Linked DNA regions of Mus musculus: region 1 is linked to region 2. Evidence: chromatin loops called from intact Hi-C (ENCODE). Cell type or tissue: left cerebral cortex. All regions are shown on one strand. Each heading gives the region's core, and the rest is flanking DNA. Links, peaks and the distances in the headings are about the cores only.

Region 1 (12,217 bases), core at 2,670-10,669, 130 kb after region 2:
TCTTTAAGGCAGAAACAATTATGGGTCAAAGATGTGACTGTGGGATGGCAGCCCCATCCCTCACTTGATGCCCTGTCTTCCTGCTGGAGGTGGTCTCTGTAAGTTCCCTCTCCCTACTATCAGGCATTTCATCTAAGGTCCCTCCCTTTGATTCCTGAGAGTCTCCCAAACAACCTAATCAAAAAATGGGGTATAGAACTAAACCAAGATTTCACAACTGAAAAATCTCGAATGGCTGAGAAGCACCTAAAGAAATGTTCAAAGTCCTTAGTGATCAGAGAAATGCAAGTCAAAATGACCCTGAGATTCTACCTTACACCAAGCAGAATGACTAGGATCAAAACACTGGGTGACAAAATATGTTGGAGAGAGATGTGGAGAAAGAAGAACACTCCTCCATTGCTGGTGGGATTGCAAACTGGTACAACCACTCTGTAAATCAATCTGAAGGTTCCTCAGAAAATTGGAAATAGATCTACTTGAAGACCCAGCTATACCACTCTTAGGATTATGCCCAAAAGATGGCCCACCATGCCACAGAGGCACATGTTCCACTATGTGGCCTTATTTGTGATAGCCAAAAGCTGGAAACAACCTAGATGTCCTATGACAGAAGAATGGATACAGAAAATGTGGTTCAATTACACAATGGAATACTACTCAGCTATTAAGAATGAGGACATCCTGAGTATTGCAGGCAAATGGATGGCAATAGAAAATATCATCCTGAATGAGGTAATTCAGGCCCAAAAAGGCATGGTGGTATGTACTCGCTGATAAGTGGGTATTAGAAAAAAAAAAGTAGAGAATACCTAAGATACAGTCCACAGAACTCAAAAAGGTCAACAAGCTGAAGTGCCCAAGTGAGGATACCTCAGTCTCACTTGGGAGAGAGAAGAAAGCAATCACAAGGGGGGAGGGAGAGAGAGATCTGAGAGGGAAAGTGGATGGCGGGAGCATTGGGGGGAAGAGGAGAGCCTGATCTGGTATTGGGTGAGAAAAAAAGGACTGAAATCCTGAGGGTCAGCAGAAAGAATGCAAACAGGCAACCTCGGGAAATAGGAGGTTGAGAAGTTACCTTTCATAAATGAAATAACCACATTAAATACAGTCAGAATATCCAAATTAACTATTGCATGTTTTTCAGGTTGCAGAATAAAGCATAATCAGACTATATGATGCCTACAAAAGTATATACTTAAAATATAAAAATAAAGCCGGGCAGTGGTGGTTCATGCCTGTAATCAGAGGCAGAGGCAGGTGGATTTCTGAGTTCGAGACTAGCCTGAGTTCCAGGACAGCCAAAACTGCACAGAGAAACCCAGTCTCGGGAAAAATAGATAGATAGATAGATAGATAGATAGATAGATAGATAGATAGATAGATAGATAGATAAGGCTGGAAGTAAAATAATAAAAATATACACTATGCTAACAGTTGAATGAAAGCTAGAGGGATTGATTTAATATCAGTGTTAATCTCAGAGTAGAAGTTAGTAGCATGAATAAAAGAACTTATTTATTGATGAAAAGTATTAACATGGAGTTGGAAACAGTGTAACAGAAGAACACAAAACCCGCATGTCCTAGCGAAACTGGTATAAGTACAAGACAATGTTATCTGGTTTATTACAGTGGGGTATCTCAGTCCTCTCAGTTAGGGACAGAACAAGGAGAGAGAGATAAGCAAGGACTATCAGCCTCCAAACCAGTGCATGAGCGCCACACACAATGATGACAGGATACAGGGACTTTATGAGGTCTCTCTGACTTTTACCCCATACTCAGCAATAAAACAAGTCTCAACACAATTAAAAGGGTATAAGTGATATAAGATTAGATAGATAGATAGATAGATAGATAGATAGATAGATAGATAGATAGATAGATAGACAGACAGAGAGAGTTGCAGAATTAAAGCCAACTCTAAGCACCAGCACTTTGGCACTAAGCCAGGATCTCCTGATCTGGTCAGTGAGAAATGAAACCAGACCAGGATGGAGGGGTCTGAGCAAGACTGAGGATGAGACAAGTTCATTACAAACAATCAGACTTTGGATACCCCTATCAGGGACAGAGTATAATGGCAGTTGCCAGGAAGAGTATGATTGTAGTTGCCAAGACACAACATCTTGCGCGTGCCGGACTGGCCAGCAGTAACGACACTGCAACAGGATCCTTCTGCACAAGTTTATTGGGAGAGCTTGATTGCAGTGGCGAAGAGACCCCGAGCCCGGAACTGGTGCTGCTTATATAGGCCTAGGAGAGGCGTGTGTCACACCCGGATTGGTTATGCACTATACCTCATTTGCATGTTCCTCATCTGATTGGTTACTCTCTCTCAGTACCTCACAGAACCTCATTATCATACCTTATTTGCATGTCTCACATCTGATTGGTTATACTCTCAAAACCTCATTGTCATGCTCGGGCCAGGCAGTGTCTTGGCAAAAAGATTTACTGCATATGTACACATTGGTTGTTTGTCCAAACTTATTCGTGGTGGCCAGCAATAGCCAGCGCCACTCTGCAACGGCACATGTGGCTTCCCACAACAACATTTGCATGTTATACAGAGTATTCAATATTAATGTCTCAGAGTAATTGTCCTGTGGAGCTTCACTGACTTCCAGGAAACACAGAGCCTGAATGCTTCACTGCCTGAAAGAGTCCCATGGTTTATCAGGAACTGAAAGGCACAGAGTGCTCCAGGAGCAACTGACTCTAAGGAAGCTAGATCAAGCCAAATTCATGCCTCCTTGCAATCAATAACAATGCCAACAGGAAATGCCTCAATATTTAGAGTTTAAGTAATGCCTTCCTAAGCAACACATCAAATAAAGAAATCAACAGGAGTGTTAATGAGCATGGGGGGGGGGGGGCAGAACAGATGTGTGAAGCAATAATTGGGGTAGTTTGTAGGGCTGCACCTCTGCAGTAAAGAACAATGCAAGCCACCCCCAATGCCAGTGTCACTCCTAAAGCAGCAGGGAGCCTCTCAGGAGCCTCTCAGGAGTTAGGGATAGTTAGACTTCAATTCTGAACTTCTTTCTATCAATGAATGTAGGTGGTGGTAAATACCAGTAGAAACCCCATTCACTGTTGATGAGCATGAAAAGGATGAAACCTCGGTGATAATTTCCTTACAAAACTCAGCCCACACACACCCTGAGACCCCACAAAGCCATTCACAGTCACTTACTACAGAAAAAGAAAAGCATGGAATAGGACTTTGATGATTATCTATAGAAAGAAGCTGGATAATACAGTGTGATAAAGCCTTAGAATCTACTGCTCACCAAAATAGAAAAGAGCACAGTACTTGTTACACATGCATGATAACAGGAAGGAATACTTAAAATACTTTTCTGGGCTAGAAAGATGGCTCAGCACCTAGGAACACTTATTGCTCATGCAGATGAACTGGGTTGTAGTACCACACCCATATGTTGGATTAGAGTCATCTGTAACTTCAACCAGGGATCCAACACCCTCTCTTGACCTCCAAGGGCACCAGGCATGCTTGTGGTACACATGCATACATCCAGTCAAAACATTCATACATATAAATAAAATTAAAAAACACTGTGCTATGAAAGAGCATACATGTCAAAGAATGTGTGTTGCATGACGCCGTGTGTACAAAGTTCTATAACACACAAAATCGACCTGCAGCTGAAATATCAGGCAGCAATGACTACCAGAAAGGACACTGATGACTTCAAGTCCAACATGTAGAACAGCCCTGGGTAAAACATCCTACATTAAAGGCTACCATCTCCACTCTCCTAGGAGACTTGCATTGCATAGCTCTGTGTATTTGCCAAAACTCAGTAAGTGATACACTGAGTCACTCATTTCACTGTCTGAAAATTTTACCCAAGCCAGAAAAACCTATAAACAAATGACTGCCTCTAATACGCATATGAAACTATTTAAGGGAGAATGAATTAATTGATGTTTGCAGCTTGTTTTGAAATGAGTAAAGTAGAGGGGCATGTGCATAAATAAATTAGGAAGTGGATATAGAGCAAGAACTCAACAGCAGAGCAGTGGGTACAAGATCACAGCTGCCCGGCTAAATCCTGACCAATTCACTATGCTTGAATTCTTTCAGTACGGAACTGTGGACATTAAAACCCTGGATACAGGGTAGAAAACACATCTCAGGACCAAATATGTAGGACCAATGAGATGGCTCAGCAGGTAGAGGTGCTTGCTAAGCCTGATAACCTATGTGGACTTCTACATCCTGCTTGGTAGAAAGAAAAAAGCTACTTTCTGTGGACTGATCTCTGAGAACATGAACACCACTGACATTAACAGGTGTGGTTGTACATGCGTCTGCTTGTATACTGAGTGGAGAGTATTGGGTCATTCATAGAGGCTTCCTAGGATCATGAGTGTGCCCTTGAAGAGAGAAAACAATCATGACATGGCAGGGAGTGGGTCAAAACAAAAGACTCTGACAAGTGTCTTGGAACAAGTGACTGGCAAAGAAATCAAGGTCTTAAAAAAAAAAAAAAAAAACAGCCACAGCAAAGGATTCAGAGGTGAAGAATCACAAGGCAACTGTACATTTGGAGGATGCTAGCAACAGCATCAAACAACACAGTGTTTATCATAGTCCAGAGGAGACTGTGTAGAGGTGAGAAGAGAGTCTAGGAGGATGCAGTGTGCAACAGCATTCAGAGGCCAGAGGGAGATTGAACTCCTACTCAGTCTGCAGAAGCTTCTGTCCAAACCAAGAAAAGTCTGGCATCCTCTACTATGACAGCAAAGCATCCCAACTGGAGAAGAAGAGATGTGTCAACCCACACCTTTCCTGGGCATTGCTGGTATGAGAAGCATATTGCTTGTTCTCTCTCCTCTCAGAGGTGTAAGGACCATGGTGCCACCAGACACACTTCTCAAGTCCAAACTAAGAGGACTTAGTCCAATATCCGGGTCTGGGTGATTTTCTCCAATGCATGATACCAAAAAGCTCTACGTAAGAGATAGCTACCCAGGATATAAACACACAGCCTACCCCAAACCTGGATGTCCTCACTTCCAAAAGAAAATGGCCAGTGGCTCCTCCAATGAGAGCACAGAAGATGTACATCCATATGAATTACCTATCTGTTCTCTGACAGGACATCAGATTCTCAGTCACACATCCCAAATAGTTCATCAACAGCTTGATCAAGTCACATTTGTTGCCTTCTGCCTCCTCATTGGAAACAGGGAAATAACTTTTTGAGGGCAACTTTGACATCCTTGTTCCTTAGAGAATAAATGGCGGGGTTCAGGGTAGGGCTGACTGCTGTGTACAATAAAGCAACTACTTTGCCATTCTCCAAGGAGGATCCGGAGCCAGGCTGCAAATAGGTGTAGATGACGGTGGAGTAGTACAGGACAACCACCACCAGGTGGGCAGAGCAGGTAGAGAAGGCTCGCTTCTTGCCCTCTGTGGAGCGGATGCGCAGGATGCTGGTGATGATGAAGCTATAGGATATCATAGTCAACAGAAAGTTGACCACACCAAAATAAACATCTGCAATGACAATCATGATGTTGTTGAGGGTGGTTGGGCTGCAAGACAGAAGCAGCAGTGTTGGGACTTCACATAAAAAGTGACGAATTTGGTTGGGGCCACAGAAATTGAGTCGTGCCATCAAGCCAGTGTGCACAGATGTGCTGGCTGCACTGATGACCCACACACTGCCGGCGAGCAGGACACAGATGGGCCAGCTCATCAGCATGCTGTAGTGCAGTGGGCGACAGATGGCCACATAGCGGTCATAGGCCATGGCAGTGAGCAGCAGCAGCTCAGCCCCTAGAAACCAGGTCAGGAAAAAGAGTTGGGTCATGCATCCCTTATAAGAAATGTGGCTGCTCTTACCCACCAAACCCTCCAGCAGCTTGGGAAGAACAGTGGATGTACAGACGATGTCCAACAGGGCCAGGTTTGCAAGGAAGAAGTACATGGGGGTGTGAAGGCTTGAGTTGAGGCTGATGGCTATGATGATGAGGGTGTTTCCTGCAAGAGCCAGGATGTAAAGAAGCAAGAAAAAGGCCAAGAAGAGAGCCTGGAGCCCAGGGTCCTCAGAGAGTCCCTGCAGGACAAACTCCACCACAGTTGTGTAATTGTTTATTTCCATTTGAGAGTGAGTCCTGGGAGTTACTGTGACACAGATGGGATGGTCAAGGAGACACCAGGTGTGAGGCAGCCATCATTTCACACTGGGTTCAGACAGCCGTGAGTAGGAGTGCTTCTCAATGCTCTGTTTCTGTAGAATTGATAACATCATCTCTCAACACAGTGTGACAGTGTGAGCATGAACTCTCCACTCTGTACACAGTAGACCCAGAACAGAAGGAACCCCTGCCTGTGATGGGCAATATCCATCTACAGCTTCTGTTTGATTTAACATAGATCATGCCCTATGATACTCTGAGAACTGGAGCTCCTTTCAGCATGTACACCAGGCAGCTAAGGCATACTAAGGGGCAGTCTGTTCCACAGCATAGACCTTTTGAACCTAGAGAAGACCAACCTTATCAAGGAGTGGGCCAGGGTTCTCAGAGGCAGGCATAAAAACAGTTCCAGGATGTATGTTTTGGGGTCGTGATAGATTCAGAACACGAAGCTGTTACAGAATGGCATGTAGGTGGTACAGATGGCCCTGGCTCTTGGGGAATGAATATAACCCTTTTGTAAATACCAGAACTGTCTATTTCTACGTGGCCACTCTAAATCACTCCCTTGAGGATGACAAACCCAGCGAGGACAACAGGTATCACTCACTACCCTGGGAAGGCTTGTGCCTGCCAGAGAAGGTATCAGGCTGTGCCAGGACTGGAAACAACATGAAAGGCATGGACCTGGCTTCACGCCAGCCCCCAATTTCTAGGCTATCACTCCTACCCAGCTTCAAGTCTATCTTCCCCTCACCTTATACACATATATCTCTAATCATCCAGGACTCTCCAAGCATATGGGCCTCTCAGGTAGAGAAGAATAGGAACTGATCAGCATGCAGAGAAAGAGCTCTGCCCCTTTCTACTATCTGATGGGAATGAGCAGGCCCACACCCATCCTGGAGACTCCATGAGTGGGATGTTGGCTACATGAAAACAAAGAAGTCACAAAGGGTATGTGAAAACAAAGAAGTCACAAAGGGTATGTGCTGAACAAGGAAGACACTTTCCCCCTGTGATTGCACAGATCAAGGTCTTTCTCCTACAGGGTGAACTTAAGAGAAGGACCTGAGCCTATGATTCCCCAACCCCTCCTATTGAAGAGCTAAGCTACCCATAGAAACTTCAAGACCCATACTTGTGCCCACAAAAGGAAAGATTTATCTGTGAGCCTTCCCTGCAGATCCCAGGGGCCTCATACAGAAGGCAGGGCCTCTCAACTGAACCCCCCAAATTCCCTCTGTCTACATCTCAACCCTAGTAACTGTCTGCTTCTAACTATTCAGGCCACAGGTGGCTCTGAGTTCTGAACTCTGTACCAGATCCACAGGAAACCACCATGCCTCTTTAGAGACCCAAATCTGCCTCAGAGCCAAGCCACAAGGCAAGATTTCTATTCATACTGATCAACAGTGCAGATAGGTCACAGAGCAAACCTACAGAGCCATGCATTTAAAGTTTCAAACTGTAACTATGAGTCAAAGTAATTCTGGTAACAGGTTTTTTTTTCATTTTTATATACTAAAATAGATCAAAGCAAAACCAAATCTCTTCTGAGAATTATCTCTCCCTCACAGAAGACACAGAAAGAAGAAAGAAAGGAGAGAGAGAGAGAGAGAAAGAGAGAGAGAGAGAGAGAGAGAGAGAGAGAGAGAGAGAGAGAGAGAGAGAGAGATGGGTACCCAAAAGGAAAGAGGGAATAGAGGAAGGAGCAACTCACATGGAAGGAGAAGCTGTCTGTGGCTGCCCATCTATACCCAAGATGTCTACATGTCATAGAGAACATACAGGATGGGCACAAAGCTATAACCCTGTGTCTCTTTTGTTTGCTCTTGACCTTAATGTAGGGTCTGCCCCATGGGGTGGACACTGAGGTTGCTAGGGAGTGGCCCACAGAGAGCAATTACCCACAATGAGGTAAACAGGAGTCCCTCTAGGCCATAGTCCCCAAGCTGAGACACCAGGACCCTAAGGCATAGAGAAAGCAGATGCCTGAGGTCATGTGCTCTAGGACACTGACCCCCTGTGGTGATTTCTACCCTGGGGATGCGTGCAAGACAGCTTGCCTGAGCATCATGTACCCTTGATCCCTGTAGGAGGATGTATTTCATGTTAACAAACTGTTCCTCAGCATAGTTTATTGGTTTCCCTCCCCTCCTTTTATCATTGCATCATTAAATTATCTTGGTGTGACATGGTCCTATTGATAAACCAACTCTGATCAGTTAATTCATCACTATCTGAGGACATAAATTGTAGGCCACTCTCATGCTTTGACTGGGAAATGCACAGTCATTATGGTAGATCACACTTGAGGTTGACCCTGAATAGAAGCAACTTTTCTCTGAAGTTTTCAAATCTTCCCATGGGGAGAGATTGTGTGAAAACTGTGGAGGTGAGGTTCAGCATGAATTACAGGACTTGAGGTCCACCATGTTCTGTGGCATGAGCCCTTGGCAGCAGATTGGCTTCCCTGTAAAGCCAGAAGACTCACAGCGGGGGTGAACCATCTCTTGTAGTCACAGATCAGTACACAAAGTAACCCGTTCAGAATCAGTCATTGCAAAAACTAATGGACCTAAAATAATCCAAACTCCACAAACCAAATGACCACTGGCCACCTTAAGTTCCAGATCCTCCAAAGTCCTTGAACTCTGTTAATATGCACATTATCAATCTCTCCTAAAATGTTACCTATTTAACAGAACAACAAACACAACACTTATAGCACAACTCAAGATTCGAACAATTTGTAGAGCACATTAAGATGAGATAAGAGCTTCAATTAAATTTGATCTTTCTAGTCAATCCACCATAAAGAGACTAATCTGAGTTATAAAACTAATAAGTAATTTAAGTCTGTTACACTGGTTTAAGGATAATGCGTAGTCCAAAACAAGTCACCATATTTATAGCATATAAGCCTCAAACCTAGGGCTAATTAGCTCATGGAAAACTGATGGTCGGTCATCTGCCCCTCACTGCCCTGGAGCAGCAGTCATCACAGAGCAGGGTACCCAGACAGCCCAGCAATGAGATGTGGTAGTGTGGCCATGGACCTAACAACTGCCCATAGGCCTGTGAGGACTCTGTCTTCTGCCTGTGAAAATACCATGTGGTGGTTTGGCTGCTTTAATGGCCACATGCAGTGAAGGACATTAACAGCTAAAAGCTAACCAGCAGGGAGGGGCTGTAGGGTCAAGAACTTGAATGAGGTGGACAGCCCTGCAACTGGCCTGTACTGCTCCTTGAAGCAGCCCCCCACCACCACTTCAGCTCAGGTATGACAGCACAGAGTACAGGAGGCTTTGACTCTTCAAAGAAGGCACAGTAAGCCACATTTTTCATTTTTATTTAGGAAGCAACTGTAGGACTATCTCCTACACAACCCCAAATAGGAAAGAGGGCTCAGAAGAGGAAAGCTAGGGGGAGCTGGTCATGGAGGCTCTATGAAAGCAACTCTGATGACATTAGATGAGCTCCTGCAGAACACACAGCAACATGTTATCCATAACACACCCAGTGCATTAGAAGGACTGACATTGCATGTAGTAAAGTAGGAGCAGCCTCTGTTTGTCATCCCTCTGGGCGATGGGGTTATACACATCCATCATGGAGTTAGGTAGGCCTGTCTGGGCTACCTCTAAAGAGAACAGCACTTAGAATATCCCCATGGCTGTTTTCTCGTGAGAATTAAATTAGAACTGATTTGAAGATGACCTTGGGCTCTCCTGTTCAGTAGGATAGGATGGCCAGGCTTTGGTTCATCCCATTGCTTGTGGTTACAGGAGCTCCACTTGTTGATGTCCTGGAGCTGCCTAGGGGCTGGTGCACATGGGGCCATTCAATGCCAGGTTCAGTCACTGGGGGCCAATTTGTTCCCTATGTAGTGGTTCTTTATCCTCCAGGAGTTTGGACATAAAGAACTCCTGGGACCACATTTAGATTTCTGAAAACAAATATGTCAATAGTTTCACACACCTAGAAAGATCCAAAGTTACATGAGCTAGACTCACTCTTTGAACTGCAGAAGGATAGGCATCAGATCTGGACCACAGCCACTCATGAAAAGTAGAAATGCAACCCCACACCCACAAAGGGCTGTCTCTAGAGCCCATGCTATTGTACAATTTATTGGAGCATCCAAAGCTTAGCATCCTGTGCAGGGAAACCCACTGTGTGCCACTCCAATGGCTTGCTGACCTGAATCACTTTCATTGGGTTGGTTGGCTGTCCCACATGCACCAAATCCTGGGCTTCCTCCAACAGGATCCCTACCCAAGAAAGCCTTGCTTCTCCCTCTGAGCCTAGTCTCCACTCAGCCCCAAATGCTCTCTGTGATTGTAGTTGTCGGCTTGTTTTTATGATTGACTTCCTTTTGTGGAGACAGTCTTACTGTGAAGTTCAAGTACTGGGATTATTGTTGTGCCCCCATGGTTCCTGATTTATTCATAAGTTTATATTTGCTAGAAGCTAAAGAAAACATTAACAAAGACATCACAAGAATAAACGTGTTCCAAAATCATTAGCTTCCATGCAATGTGTGTTTGGCTCACGCAATCATTTTCTCTAAATACTTCATTCCTGTTACGGCTTCCCACCTGTGAAGTGTGCTAGCCTTACTATCTTTTCCTCACTACCTGAGTGTCCAGCAAGTGCATTGAGCTTCTATCAAAATAAAACTAATCCTCCCTCTTTCATCTGCATCACTGAGGCCAACAGTTCCTGGTAGAGCTTTCTGAGTAACAAAAACCCAAATGTCACTTCAAGGGAGCCACTTAAAGACTAGGAGTGTCTATTGCAATCTTGGAACCTAGAGGAAGCAGGTCTTTCCCGGCATGGGGATCAGGCAGGGGCAGATGCTATGCTGATTTGAACAACAAATCACTCCCATAAGCTCAGGTATTTGAAGTTGGCTGCCAGGTGATGCCACTGTTTGGGGAGGTTTAAGATGTATGGCTTGCTGGTGGGAGAACATCACTGAAGGTGAGCTCTGGTGATGTATAGGCTTGCCATGCCTCCAGTTTCCTCTCTTTGCTTTGCATTCATCATTGATGATGTAATCTCTCAGCTTTCTGCTCCAGCTACCATGCCTGCTCCTTGCTGCTATGCATCAAGGATACATGGACCATTATCCTTCTGGAACTGTCAATCCAAAGAGACCCTGCTATGAACTCCCTTTGTCATGGTATCTTATCACAAAGACAGAGAGTAACTAAATCAGATGGGAAGAACCCTCTGCACTGGAGAACAGAGCAGCAGTGGCATATGCACCACTTGGTAGAAAACCAGACCTCAGCAATGTTTCCCATTGGCTCACCTTGACTCCATGGAACCCAGCAATGCTCCCCACTGGGTCAGCCTTACCCAGGAAATCTGTTCACTGTGGCTTTTCCCATCTGCCATATCTGCAAACATTTCCCTTCACAATGCAGGACATGCCTCCTGTCAGTCCAGAAACATTGCAGCCCACTAACTGAAGTCACCACTCCCTATGTGAGCACAAGTCATTCTTATGTAGAGTCATAGTGGACTGATGTCATTGTTACAGTTTCCATCTGGGGCTGCAGGTGGGGAGTATTGACTGGGATTTAATGTGAATAAATAAATTAATGGGGAAAATTGAAATAGCTTTAGTAAATTCCTAAAACTGATCAGATTCACAAGGCTCCTTCCATCCATTAATAAACAATAAAGGCTGCTGAGAGTCACCATCACACAAGCCAAAGAAGACTCTGAGACCAGACCAGCTACCTGGAAGAAGAAACCGACAGAGGTGCCTGGAATATGCTTAGACCTACCAACTCATTGGAAACAACACTCTCCAACCTCCTGAGCTGCCTGGAGTGTGCTCCAGGTTCCCAAATTTTGTGAGCCAATTTTGTCACCCAACCTATGGTGACCTTTGGTGATACAGCTCCTGTAAGTAACCTCTCCTCCACATTCCTGTACATACCGTAGGCCCCAAATGCTGAGAAAGCAGCCTCCTGTTGATAGGAGAGGGAGCTGTGGTCACTAAGGTTGAGGCCATCTAG
Region 2 (12,217 bases), core at 2,869-10,868:
CCTGCGCCATGACAGCGTGGATGCTGCCATGTTCCCACCTTGATGATGATGGACTGAACCTCTGAAACTGCAAACTAGCCCAAATTAAATGTTGGTTTTATAAGGCTTGTCTTGGCCATGGTGTCTGTTCACAGCAGTAAAACCCTAACTTGGACAATGACTTATATTGGACTACACATTATCCTTAAACCAGTGTTACAGACTTAAATTATGTATATGTATATATATATATATATGTATGTATATATATATATATATGTATATTATGTATATATATATATATTTTTAAATTGGTATTTTCCTCATTTACATCTCCAATGCTGTTGCAAAGGTCCCCCATACCCTCCCCCCCAACTCCCCTCCCCACCCACTCCCTCTTTTTGGCCCTGGTATTCCCTTGTACTGGGGCATATAAAGTTTGAATGTCCAATGTGACTCTCTTTCCAGTGATGGCTGACTAGGCCATCTTTTGATACTTATTCAGCTAGAGTCAAGAGCTCTGGGGTACTGGTTAGTTCATAATGTTGTTCGACCTATAGGGTTGCAGATCACTTTAGCTCCTTGGGTACTTTCTCTAGCTCCTCCATTGGGGGCCCTGTGATCCATCCAATAGCTGACTGTGAGCATCCACTTCTGTGTTTGCTAGGCCCCGGCATAGTTTCCCAAGAGAAAGCTATATCTGGTTCCTTTCAGCAAAATCTTGCTAGTGTATGCAATGGTGTCAGCGTTTGGATGCTGATTATGGGGTGGATCCCTGGATAGAGCAATCACTAGATGGCCCATCCTTTCGTCACAGCTCCAAATTTTGTCTTTGTACTTCCTTCCATGGGTGTTTTGTTCCCAATTCTAAGAAGGGGCAAAGTGTCCACACTTTGGTCTTCATTCTTCTTGAGTTTCATGAGTTTAGCAAATTGTATCTTATATCTTGGGTATCCTAAGTTTCTGGGCTAATATCCACTTATCAGTGAGTACATATTGTGTGAGTTCCTTTGTGATTGGGTTACCTCACTCAGGATGATGCCCCCCAGGTCCATCCATTTGCCTAGGATTTTCATAAATTCATTCTTTTTAATAGCTGAGTAGTACTCCATTGTGTAAATGTACCACATTTTCTGTATCCATTCCTCTGTTGAGGGGCATCTGGGTTCTTTCCAGCTTCTGGCTATTATAAATAAGGCTACCATGAACATAGTGGAGCATGTGTCTTTCTTACTAGTTGGAACATCTTCTGGATATAGGCCCAGAAGCGGTATTGCGGGATCCTCCGGTAGTACCAAGTCCAATTTTCTGAGCAACTGCCAGACTGATTTCCAGAGTGGTTGTAAAAGCTTGCAATCCCACCAACAATGGAGGAGTGTTCCACTTTCTTCACATCCTCACCAGCATCTGCTGTCACCTGAATTTTTGATCTTAGCCATTCTACCTGGTGTGAGATGGAATCTCAGGGTTGTTTTGATCTGCATTTCCCTGATGATTAAGGATACCTAATATTTTTTCAGGTGCTTCTCAGCCATTCGCTATTCCTCAGGTGAGAATTCTTTGTTTAGCTCTGAGCCCCATGTTTTAATGGGGTTATTTGATTTTCTGGAGTCCACCTTCTTGAGTTCTTTATATATATTGGATATTAGTCCCCTATCTGATTTAGGATAGGTAAAGATCCTTTCCCAATCTGTTGGTGGCCTTTTTGTCTTATTGACGATATCTTTTGCCTTACAGAAGTTTGCAGTTTCATGAGATCCCATTTGTCAATTCTTGATTTTACAGCACAAACCATTGCTGTTCAATTCAGGAAAATTTCCCATGTGCCCATGTCTTCGAGGTTTTTCCCTACTTTCTCCTCTATAAGTTTCAGTGTCTCTGGTTTTATGTGGAGTTTCTTGATCCACTTAGAATTGACCTTAATACAAGGAGATAGGAATGAAACAATTTGTATTATTCTACATGATAACCACCAGTTGTGCCAGCACCATTTGTTGAAAATGCTGTCTTTGTTCTCCTGGATGGTTTTAGCTCCCTTGTCGAAGATCAAGTGACTATAGGTGTGTGGGTTCATTTCTGGGTCTTCAATTCTATTCTATTGGTTTACTTGTCTGTCACTATACCAGTACCATGCAGTTTTTATCACAATTGCTCTGTAGTAAAGCTTTAGGTCAGGCATGGTGATTCCACCAGAGGTTCTTTTATTCTTGAGAAGAGTTTTTGCTATCCTAGGTTTTTTGTTATTCCAGATGAATTTGCAGATAGCTCTTTCTAATTCGTTGAAGAATTGAGTTGGAATTTTGATGGGGATTGCATTGAATCTGTAGATTGCTTTTGGCAAGATAGCCATTTTTACAATGTTGATCCTGCCAATCCATGAGCATGGGAGATCTTTCCATCATCTGAGATCTTCTTTAATTTCTTTCTTCAGAGACTTGAAGTAGATATCATACAGATCTGTCACTTTCTTAGTTAGAGTCACACCAAGGTATTTTATATTATTTGTGACTATTGAGAAGGGTGTTGTTTCCCTAATTTCTTTCTCAGCCTGTTTTTTCTTTGTGTAGAAGAAGGCCATTGACTTGTTTGAGTTAATTTTATATCCAGCTACTTCACCGAAGCTGTTTATCAGGTTTAGGAGTTCTCTGGTGAAATTTTTAGGGCCACTTATATATACTATCATGTCATCTGCAAAAAGTGATATTTTGACTTCTTCCTTTCCAATTTGTATCCCCTTGATCTCCTTTTGTTGTCGAATTGCTCTGGCTAGGACTTCGAGTACATGTTGAATAGGTAGGGAGAAAGTGGGCAGCCTTGTCTAGTCCCTGATTTTAGTGGGATTGCTTCCAGCTTCTCACCATTTACTTTGATGTTGGCTACTGGTTTGCTGTAGATTGTTTTTATCATGGTTAGGTATGGGCCTTGAATTCCTGATCTTTCCAAGACTTTTATCATGAATGGGTGTTGGATCTTGTCAAATGTTTTTTCTACATCTAAGGAGATGATCATGTGGTTTTTGTCTTTGAGTTTATTTATATAATGGATTACATTGATGGATTTCCGTATATTAAACCATCCCTGCATCCCTGGAAGAAAACCTACTTGGTCAGGATGGATGATTGTTTTGATGTGTTCTTCGATTTGGTTAGTGAGAATTTTATTGAGTATTTTTGCATCGATATTCATAAGGGAAATTGGTCTGAAGTTCTCTATCTTTGTTGGGTCTTTCTATGGTTTAGGTATCAGAGTAATTGTGGCTTCATAGAATGAGTTGGGTAGAGTACTTTCTACTTCTATTTTGTGGAATAGTTTGTGCAGAACTGGAATTAGATCTTCTTTGAAGGTCTGATAGAACTCTGCACTAAACCCATCTGGTCCTGAGCTTTTTTTTTTTTTTTTTTTTTTGGCTTGGAGACTACTAATGACTGCTTCTATTTCTTTAGGGCATATGGTACTGTTTAGATCGTTAACTTGATCCTGATTTAACTTTGCTACCTGGTATCTGTCTAGAATTTTGTCCATTTCGTCCAGGTTTTCCAGTTTTGTTGAGTATAGCCTTTTGTAGAAGGATCTGATGGTGTTTTGGATTTCTTCAGGATCTGTTGTTATGTCTCCCTTTTCATTTCTGATTTTGTTAATTAGGATCCTGTCCCTGTGCCCTCTAGTGAGACTAGCTAAGGGTTTATCTATCTTGTTGATTTTTCTCAAAGAACCAACTCCTCGTTTGGTTAATTGTTTAAATAGTACTTCTTGTTTCCACTTGGTTGATTTCACCCCTGAGTTTGATTATTTCCTGCCGTCTACTCCTCTTGGGTGAATTTGCTTCCTTTTTTTCTAGAACTTTAGATGTGTTCTCAAGCTGCTAGTGTGTGATCTCACTAGTTTCTTTTTGGAGGCACTCAGAGCTATTAGTTTCCCTCCTAGAAATGCTTCCAATGTGTCCCATAGGTTTAGGTATGTTGTGGGTTCATATTCATTAAACTCTAAAAAGTCTTTAATTTCTTTCTTTATTCCTTCCTTGACCAAGGTATCATTGAGAAGAGTGTTGTTCAGTTTCCACGTGAATGTTGGCTTTCCATTATTTATGTTGTTATTGAAGATCATCCTTAAGTCCAGGGTGGTCTGATAGTTTGCATGGGACAATTTCAATATTTTCGTATCTGTTGAGGCCTGTTTTGTGACCAACTATTTGGTCAATTTTGGAGAAGGTACCATGAGGTGCTGAGAAGACGGTATATTCTTTTGTTTTAGGATAAAATGTTCTATAGATATCTGTTAAGTCCATTTCTTTCATCACTTCTGTTAGTTTCACTGTGTCCCTGTTTTGTTTCTGTTTCCATGATCTGTCCATTGGTGAAAGTGGTGTGTTGAAGTCTCCCACTATTATTTTGTGAGGTGCAATGTGTGCTTTGAGCTTTACTAAAGTTTCTTTAATGAATGTGGCTGCCCTTGTATTTGGAGCATAGATATTCAGAATTGAGAGTTCCTCTTGGAGGATTTTACCTTTGATGAGTATGAAGTGTCCCCCCTTGTCTTTTTTGATAACTTTGGGTTGGAAGTCAATTTTATTAAATATTAGAATGGCTACTCACGCTTGTTTCTACAGACCATTTGCTTGGAAAATTGTCTTCCAGCCTTTCACTCTGAGGTAGTGTCTGTCTTTTTCCCTGAAATGGGTTTCCTGTAAGCAGCAGAATGTTGGGTCCTGTTTGTGTAGCCAGTCTGTTAGTCTATGTCTTTTTACTGGGGAATTGATTCCATTGATATTAAGAGATATTAAGGAAAAGTAATTGTTGCTTCCTATTATTTTTGGTTTTAGAGTTGGCATTTTGTTCTTGTGGCTGTCTTGTTTTTGGTTTGTTGAGGGATTACTTTCTTGCTTTTTCTAGGGCGTGGTTTCCGTCATTGTATTGGATTTTTTCTGTTATTATCCTTTGAAGGGCTGGATTTGTGGAAAGATAATGTGTGAATTTGTTTTTTTCGTGGAGTCCTTTGGTTTCTCCATCTATGGTAATTGAGAGTTTGGCTGGGTATAGTAGCCTGGGCTGGAATTTGTGTTCTCTTAGTGTCTGTATAACATCTGTCCAGGTTCTTCTGGCTTTCATAGTCTCTGGTGAAAAGTCTGGTGTAATTCTGATAGACCTGCCTTTATATGTTACTTGACCTTTTTCCCTTACTGCTTTTAATATTCTATCTTTATTTAGTGCATTTGTTGTTCTGATTATTATGTGTCATGAGGAATTTCTTTTCTGGTCCAGTGTATTCGGAGTTCTGTAGGCTTCTTGTATGTTCATAGGCATGTCTTTCTTTAGGTTTGGGAAGTTTTCTTCTATAATTTTGTTGAAGATGTTTGCTGGTCCTTTAAATTTAAAATTGTCATTCTCATCTACGCCTATTATTTGTAGGTTTGGTCTTCTCATTGTGCCCTGGATTTCCTGGATGTTTTGAATTAGGATCTTTTTGCATTTTTCATTTACTTTGATTGTTGTACCAATGTTCTCTATGGAATCTTCTTCACCTGAGATTCTCTCTTTCATCTCTTGTATTGTGTTGCTGATACTCACATCTAAGGTTCCAGATTTCTTTCCTAGGGTTTCTATCTCCAGTGTTGCCTCACTTTGGGTTTTATTTATTGTGTCTACTTCCCTTTTAAGTCTTGAATGGTTTTATTCAATTCCATCACCTGTTTGGTCATCTTTTCCTGCAAATCTTTAAGGGATTTTCGTGCTTCCTTTTTAAGTTCTTCTACCTGTTTAGTAGTGTTCTCCTGTATTTCTTTAAGTGAGTTATTAAAGTCCTTTTTGATGTCTTTCACCATCATCATGTGATATGCTTTTAAATCCGGGACTATCTTTTCATGTGTGTTATGGTGCCCAGAACTGGGTGGGGTGGGAGTGCTGCGTTCTGATGATGGTGAGTGGTCTTGGTTTCTGTTAGTAAGATTCTTTCTTTTGCCTTTCGCAGTCTGGTACTCTCTGGATTTAGTTGTTATAGTTGTCTCTGGTTAGAGCTTGTTCCTCAGGTGATTATATTAGCCTCTATCAGCAGACCAGGGAGACTAACTCTTTCTTGAGTTTCAGTGTTTAGAGCACTCTCTGCAGGCAAGCTCTCCTCTTGCAGGGAAGGTGCCCAGATATCTGGAGTTCGAACCTGCCTCCTGGCAGAAGTTGTGTTTCACTCACCAGAGGTCTTAAGATCCCGTGGAGGTTCCTTTGGGGACCTTGGTGGTGTCTGATGACTCTGCGCCCAAGGTAGACCAGAAGGGACTATTTGGGATGTGTGACTGAGAATCTGATGTCCTGTCAGAGAACAGATAGGTAATTTATATGGTAGATGTACATCTTCTGTGCTCTCCTTGGAGGAGCCACTGGCCATTTTATTTTGGAAATGTGGACATCCAGGTTTGGGGTAGGCTGTGTGTTTATATCCTGGGAATCTATCTCTTACATAGAGCTTTTTGGTATCATGCCTTGGAGAAAATCACCCAGACCTCGACATTGCACTAAGTCCTCTTAGTTTGGACTTGAGAACTGTGTCTGGTGGCACCATGGTCCTTACACCTCTGACAGGAGAGAGAACAAGCAATATACTTCTCATGCAGGTAATGTCCAGGAAGGTGTGGGTTGACTCGTCTGTTCCTCTTGATCCGGGTTGCTTTGCCGTCATAGTAAATGATGCCAGCCTTTTCTTGGTTTGGACAGTAGCTTCTGCAGACTGAGTAAGAGATTAATATCCCTCTAGCCTCTGAATGCTGTTGTCCACTGCATCCTCCTAGACTCTTTCCCCCTTGCCCCCAAACAGTTTCCTCTATGCTATAATAAACACTGTATTGCTTGATGCTGTTGTTAGCAACCTCCAAAGGTTCAACTGCCCCTATGATTCTTCACCTTTGAATCTATTGGTGTAGCTGCTTTTTGAAGACCTTGATTTCTTTGCTAATCACTTGTTCCAAGACACTTGTTAGGGTCTATATGGGTTTGACAGACTCTCTGCCATGTCATGATTGCTTTCTCTCCTCAATGGCACACTCATGATCCTGGGAAACCTCCGTGAATGGCTCAAAATCCTCTTCTCAGTATAAAAGCACACACAGACACAATCAAACTTGTCAATATCTTTGTGCTCATGTTTATTATAGATCAGGCTACAGGATCCAGATGTTATTTTTCTTTCAAGAAGTCTCTTAGAAGTCAACAAAGGCTATCATGCTTGGCAGCAAGTGCTGAACCATGGTATTGGTCATACATTTTGATCTTAAAATGTGTTTTCTACACTGTATCCAGGGTTTTAATGTCCACTGCGCTTTACTGAAAGAGTTCAAGCATAGTGAATTGGACAGGATGTAGCCGGACAGCTGTGATTTTGTCTCTATTCCTCTGCTGTTGAGTTCATGCTTTATATCCATTTTCTAAATTATTTATTTGTGTGCCCTTCTATTGTACTCATTTCAAAACAAGCTACAATTATTAATTCACTCTTCCTTAAAGAGTTTCATATGCATATTAGAGACAATAATTTGTTTGTAGGTTTTTCTGACCTGAAGCTCTAAAGGAAAAAATTTCAGACAGTGAAATGGGTAAGTCAGGGTATCATTTACTGAGTTTTGGCAAATGCACACAACTATGTAATAAAACTCTCCTAGGAGAGTGGAGATGGTAGCCTTTAATATAGTATGTTTTACCCAGGGCTGTTGGGCCTGAGGTCATCAGAGCCCTTTCTGGCAGTTATTGCTGTCCTGAAATTTCAGCTGCAGGTCAGTTTTGTGTGTTATAGAACTTTGTACACATGACATTAAGCAACACAAATTCTGACATGTGTGCTCTTTCATAGCACATTGTTTTTTTATTTTTTTAATATTATTTATATATATGAAGGTTTTGACTGGATGTTTGTATATATACTACAAGCATGCCTGGTGGCCTTGGAGGTCAGAAGAGGGTGTTAGAGTCCCTGGAATGAAGTGACAGATGGCTGTATGTCAACATGTGGATGGGCAAATAGAGCCCAGGTCATCTGCAGAGCAGTAAGTGTTCTTAAATGATGCGACATCTTTCCAGCCACACAACAATATTTAAAATGCACTCCTGTTCGCTTATGTAACCAATGCTATGTTCTTTTCCATTTTGATGAGTACTATGATCTAAGGCTATAACACACTTTATTACTCAACTCCCATAAACAATCAAATCCTCTTCCATTCCTTTCTTTCTCTGCAGTAAGTGACTGTGAATGGCTTCTCAGGGACTCAGGGTGAGTGGAAGCTGAGTTTTGTATCAAAGTTTTCACTGGGGTTTTACCCTTCATACTCTCAGCAACAGTGAATGGGATTTCTACTGGCTTTTACTCTCACCTACATTCATTGAAAGAAAAGGACTCAGGATTGAAGCCTAATCATCCCTAACTCCTTCTCAGCTCCTGAGATGCTCCCTGCTGCTCTAGGAGTGACACTAACATTGGGGTTGTGTACTGACTAGTTTTGTGTCAACTTGACATAGCTAGAGTTATCACAGAGAGCTTCAGTTGAGGAAATGCCTCCATGAGATCCAATTGTAAGGCATTTTCTCAATTAGTGATCAAGGGGGAAAGGCCCCTTGTGGGTGGGACCATTTCTGGGCTGGTAGTCTTGGTTCTATAAGAGAGCAGGCTGAGCAAGCCAGGGGAAGCAAGCCAGTAAAGAACATCCCTCCATGGCCTCTGCATCAGCTCCTACTTTCTGACCTGCTTGAGTTCCAGTCCTGACTTCCTTTGGTAATGAACAGCAGTGTGGAAAGTGTAAGCTGAATAAACCCTTTCCTCCCCAACGTGCTTCTTGGTCATGATGTTTGTGCAGGAATAGAAACCCTGACTAAGACAGGTTTTAAGCAGTAGTTGATGTAGTTTTTAGGGCTGCACTGTTGTTATTTAGTGCAGAGGTGCAGCCCTACAAAGTACATCAACTACTGCTTCACACATTGTTCTGCCCCTGTGGTCCTTAACACCCCTGGTGATTTACATTTTTTGATGTGTTACTTAGGAAGGTATTACTTAAATTCTAAATATTTAGGCATTTCCCAATTGGCACTGTTCATCTAGCTTCCTTAGAGTCAGTTGCTCCTGGAGAACCTTGTGCCTTTCAGTTCTTGAGAAACTGAGGCACTCCTCAAGGAAGAAAAGCATTCAGGCTGTGTTTCCTAGAAGTCAGCAATGCATATAAAGGGCCTACAGGATAATTATTCTGAGACATTAATATTGTACACTCTATATAGCTTGCAAACACTGTATCCTGGCAACTACAGTTGTATTCTTCCTGGGCAACTGCCAGTATACTCTCTTTCTGATAGGGGTATCCAAAGTCTCATTGCTTGTAGTGAACTTGTCTCATCCTCAGTCTTGTTCAGACCCCTCCATCCTGGTCTGGTTTTCATTTCTCACTGACCACACACAAACATACACACACACACACACACACACACACACACACACACACACACATGTTCGGAGGGTCCTCAAAAGACCCTGTATCCTGTCATCATTGTGTTGGTGCTCATGAAGAATGGAGGACGCAATTTCTGGAGGCAGTTAGTTCGTGCTGGTGTCCTTCTTGCTCTGATCATTACTGAGAGGACTGAGATACTCCACTGTAATAAACCACTTTACTTTGCCTTGTACGTATATCAGTTTCTTTTCCTGTGCCTAATAGTTCTGTTGCTAGGGGTAGAAGTGTTTTGGGGTTCTTCTGTCACACTGACTGTTTCTAACTCCATGTTAACCCTTTGTCAATAAATAATTTCCTATATTTATGCTATTAACTTCTGCTCTGAGATTAAGACTGTCTGATATTAAAATGCTTAGCTGGTGCAGCTGTCATTCAACTGTTAGTATGATGTATTTTTTCATTATTTTATTTTCTGCCTAATTAATTTTTAAATTTATTTACATCTCAAATATTGCCCCTCAAGTCCCCTGCTTCAAAATCCTTCACCTTATCTCTCCTCTTCTTCCCCTCTGAGAGGATGCCCCTCCTGGGCATGCACCTTCTCTAGGGCATCAAGTCACTACAGGTTTAGGCAAGTAGTCTTTCACTGGGGCACAACAGGGCATTCACTTCTCTGCTACATATATGTCAGGGGCCTTGGATCAGCCCACATATACTCTTTGTTTGGTGTCTTAATCTCTGGAAGCTCCTAGTTGACACCTTTGGTCTTCCTATGGCGTTGCCCTCCCCTAAAGTTCTTTTAATCCTTCCCCCAAGTCTTCCACAGGGGTCTTCAACCTCAGTGCAATGCTTGGCTGTGCATCTGTCTTGGTCTGCTGCTGGTAGAGCCTCTCAGAGGACACCTCTGCTAGGCTGCAAGCACAACCTACTATCATCAGTAATAATGCCAGGGTTTGGTCCCAACCCATGGGATAAATCCTAAGTTGGGCAGGTTACTGGTCAGCCATTCTTTCAGTCTCTGCTCTATTTTTGCCCCTGCTTTTCTTTTAGACAGGAACAATTTGAATAACAAATTTTGATGGTGAGTTGGTGATTCTTTTCCTGTACTGGGGGCTTTTCTAACTGCTGGAGTGGACTCTTCAGGCCTCATCTCCCCAGTGTTGGGCATTTAAGAAAAGGTCACCACATTGAGTTCTGGGTACTTCTCACATCCAGGTCTCTGGGACTTTCTGCAGATTCCTGGGCACACCACCCTCAAAAACTGCATATGTCCTTTTATTCTCCTGGCCCTCATGGCTTCTTTCCTATCTTGCCCCATATGTGACCCTGCTCCCCCTTTCCTTCCCCCCTCCCCTCTTCCACTCTGCTTCTGCCCTTCCTTCCCTCTCTCCCCTCCCCTCCCTCCCTCCCTCCCTGTCTCCCTCCTTCCCTCTTTCTGTCCCTCAGCTTCCCATGATTGTTTTGTTCTCCCTTCTAAGTGGGATTTAAGCATCCTCTCTTGGCCCTTTCAGTTTGTGCTGGCAAGTGACACTGAGTCCAGAAACTATTTGGTTTATATACAGTATAGAGATAGTGTGAAAAGAGGAGCAGAGGGTGGAATAGTAGTGAAGCAGGAGAGGGTTAATGGGTGTCTGTTCAAGGACTAATTTTATGGCCAGTTGTAACTGTCTGTGACCTGACCTCTGTTTTCCTTTTACTTTTTCCATGATCCCTTGAGCTTGTTATTTCTCTAAGGTCTCAAGGACATGCACCTGGAGTGTTATCAGGAGGAGTGTTGGGTGTTGGTTTTTTGAAGACACTGAGGCTGTGCCATGCTAATGCTAGGGGAGGGGGAAGGTCTGCTACAGCACAGAAACTAGCTGTCTGCATATCTTGCTTGCGATGGGAGGTGGGGTGAGGGGGGATGGGAGCCTCTGGCAGGGAAAGCAGAGGCAAACTGTCTGTATAACACCTAAGTCTCTCGAGTGTAAGAAATTCAGGGGTTACAACAGGGGAGGAGCTGAGAGTTCTAGATCTTCATCTGAATGCTGCTGTCAGAATACTGACTTCCAGGCAGCTTGGATGAGAGACTTATAGCCCACACCCACAGTGACACTCCTACTCCAACAGGGCCACACCTAATTGTGCCAGTTCCTTGGCTGAGCATATGCAAACCATCACATACCAGCAATGGAGGAGTGTTCTCTTTGCTCCACATCCTAGCTAGCTTGTGCTAATACTTGAGGTTTTATCTTAACTGTTAGGAACCAACAAGCTAATAACTAACAGGTGATCTTCCAGAGATGGTCTGCCTTGAATTATAATAATCCACAACGGATTCATTCCTATAGACAAGGCCCAAGAGAAAATCATTTTAGGAAATATTACTGCTATTAATGTGCTTTTCCTGCTATTATTAAACATATATGACAACCACTAGGTGTCATCCCACCCTTTTGAGGAGATCTCTCCAGATCTACCAAGATGCACTATCTTGTAGTGATGCTATATAGAAAAATAGATGAGTTCTCAATTCTTTATGATGATCCCATTAGAATTCCTAAAATTACATCAGTATTTATTAAGCTCTTTTATAGTGGGACTTCTATTAGGTCTCTTCTGATAGTCAAAACTTCAATGAGAACTCTGCCACTCTCCAATGTGTCACCAGTTAATTGCTTCTAGATAGTCAGCAGACTTTCTACTACTCAGAGCAAATTCCAAGAGGTTCTAAAACCATTAACCAACGGTCATAAAAAGGGAGCACATGATTTATTGTAGTTTCTAGGATAGAAGAGATAATATTGACTGATTTATCTATATAAAACTTCACTAATAACTTAG

Evidence for each region. A loop is a pair of places that touch in the nucleus more often than their neighbours do. Peaks named below come from ENCODE experiments on the same cell type or tissue, not always from the same donor. Only the 100,000 strongest peaks of a DNase experiment are listed, where the experiment ranks them.
Region 1: it touches region 2 in a loop (7-fold over the local background); 5 of 42 quality-filtered maps call a loop at or near these places.

What each region holds. Positions count from the first base shown.
Region 1 is chr7:140,316,626-140,328,842 of GRCm38, reverse strand. It overlaps Olfr525 (olfactory receptor 525), which reads right to left and starts at 6,142. Exons shown (of 1, transcript NM_146956.1): 1 at 5,213-6,142. The coding sequence starts at 6,142. The coding sequence ends at 5,213. In left cerebral cortex, for the core only: a CTCF peak has its summit at 5,399; a DNase peak (open chromatin) is centred at 6,738.
Region 2 is chr7:140,442,939-140,455,155 of GRCm38, reverse strand. No RefSeq gene overlaps it. Among named protein-coding and RNA genes, the nearest start is that of Olfr533, 17 kb to the left of the region's middle. In left cerebral cortex, for the core only: no CTCF peak of the experiment used is centred there; no DNase peak of the experiment used is centred there.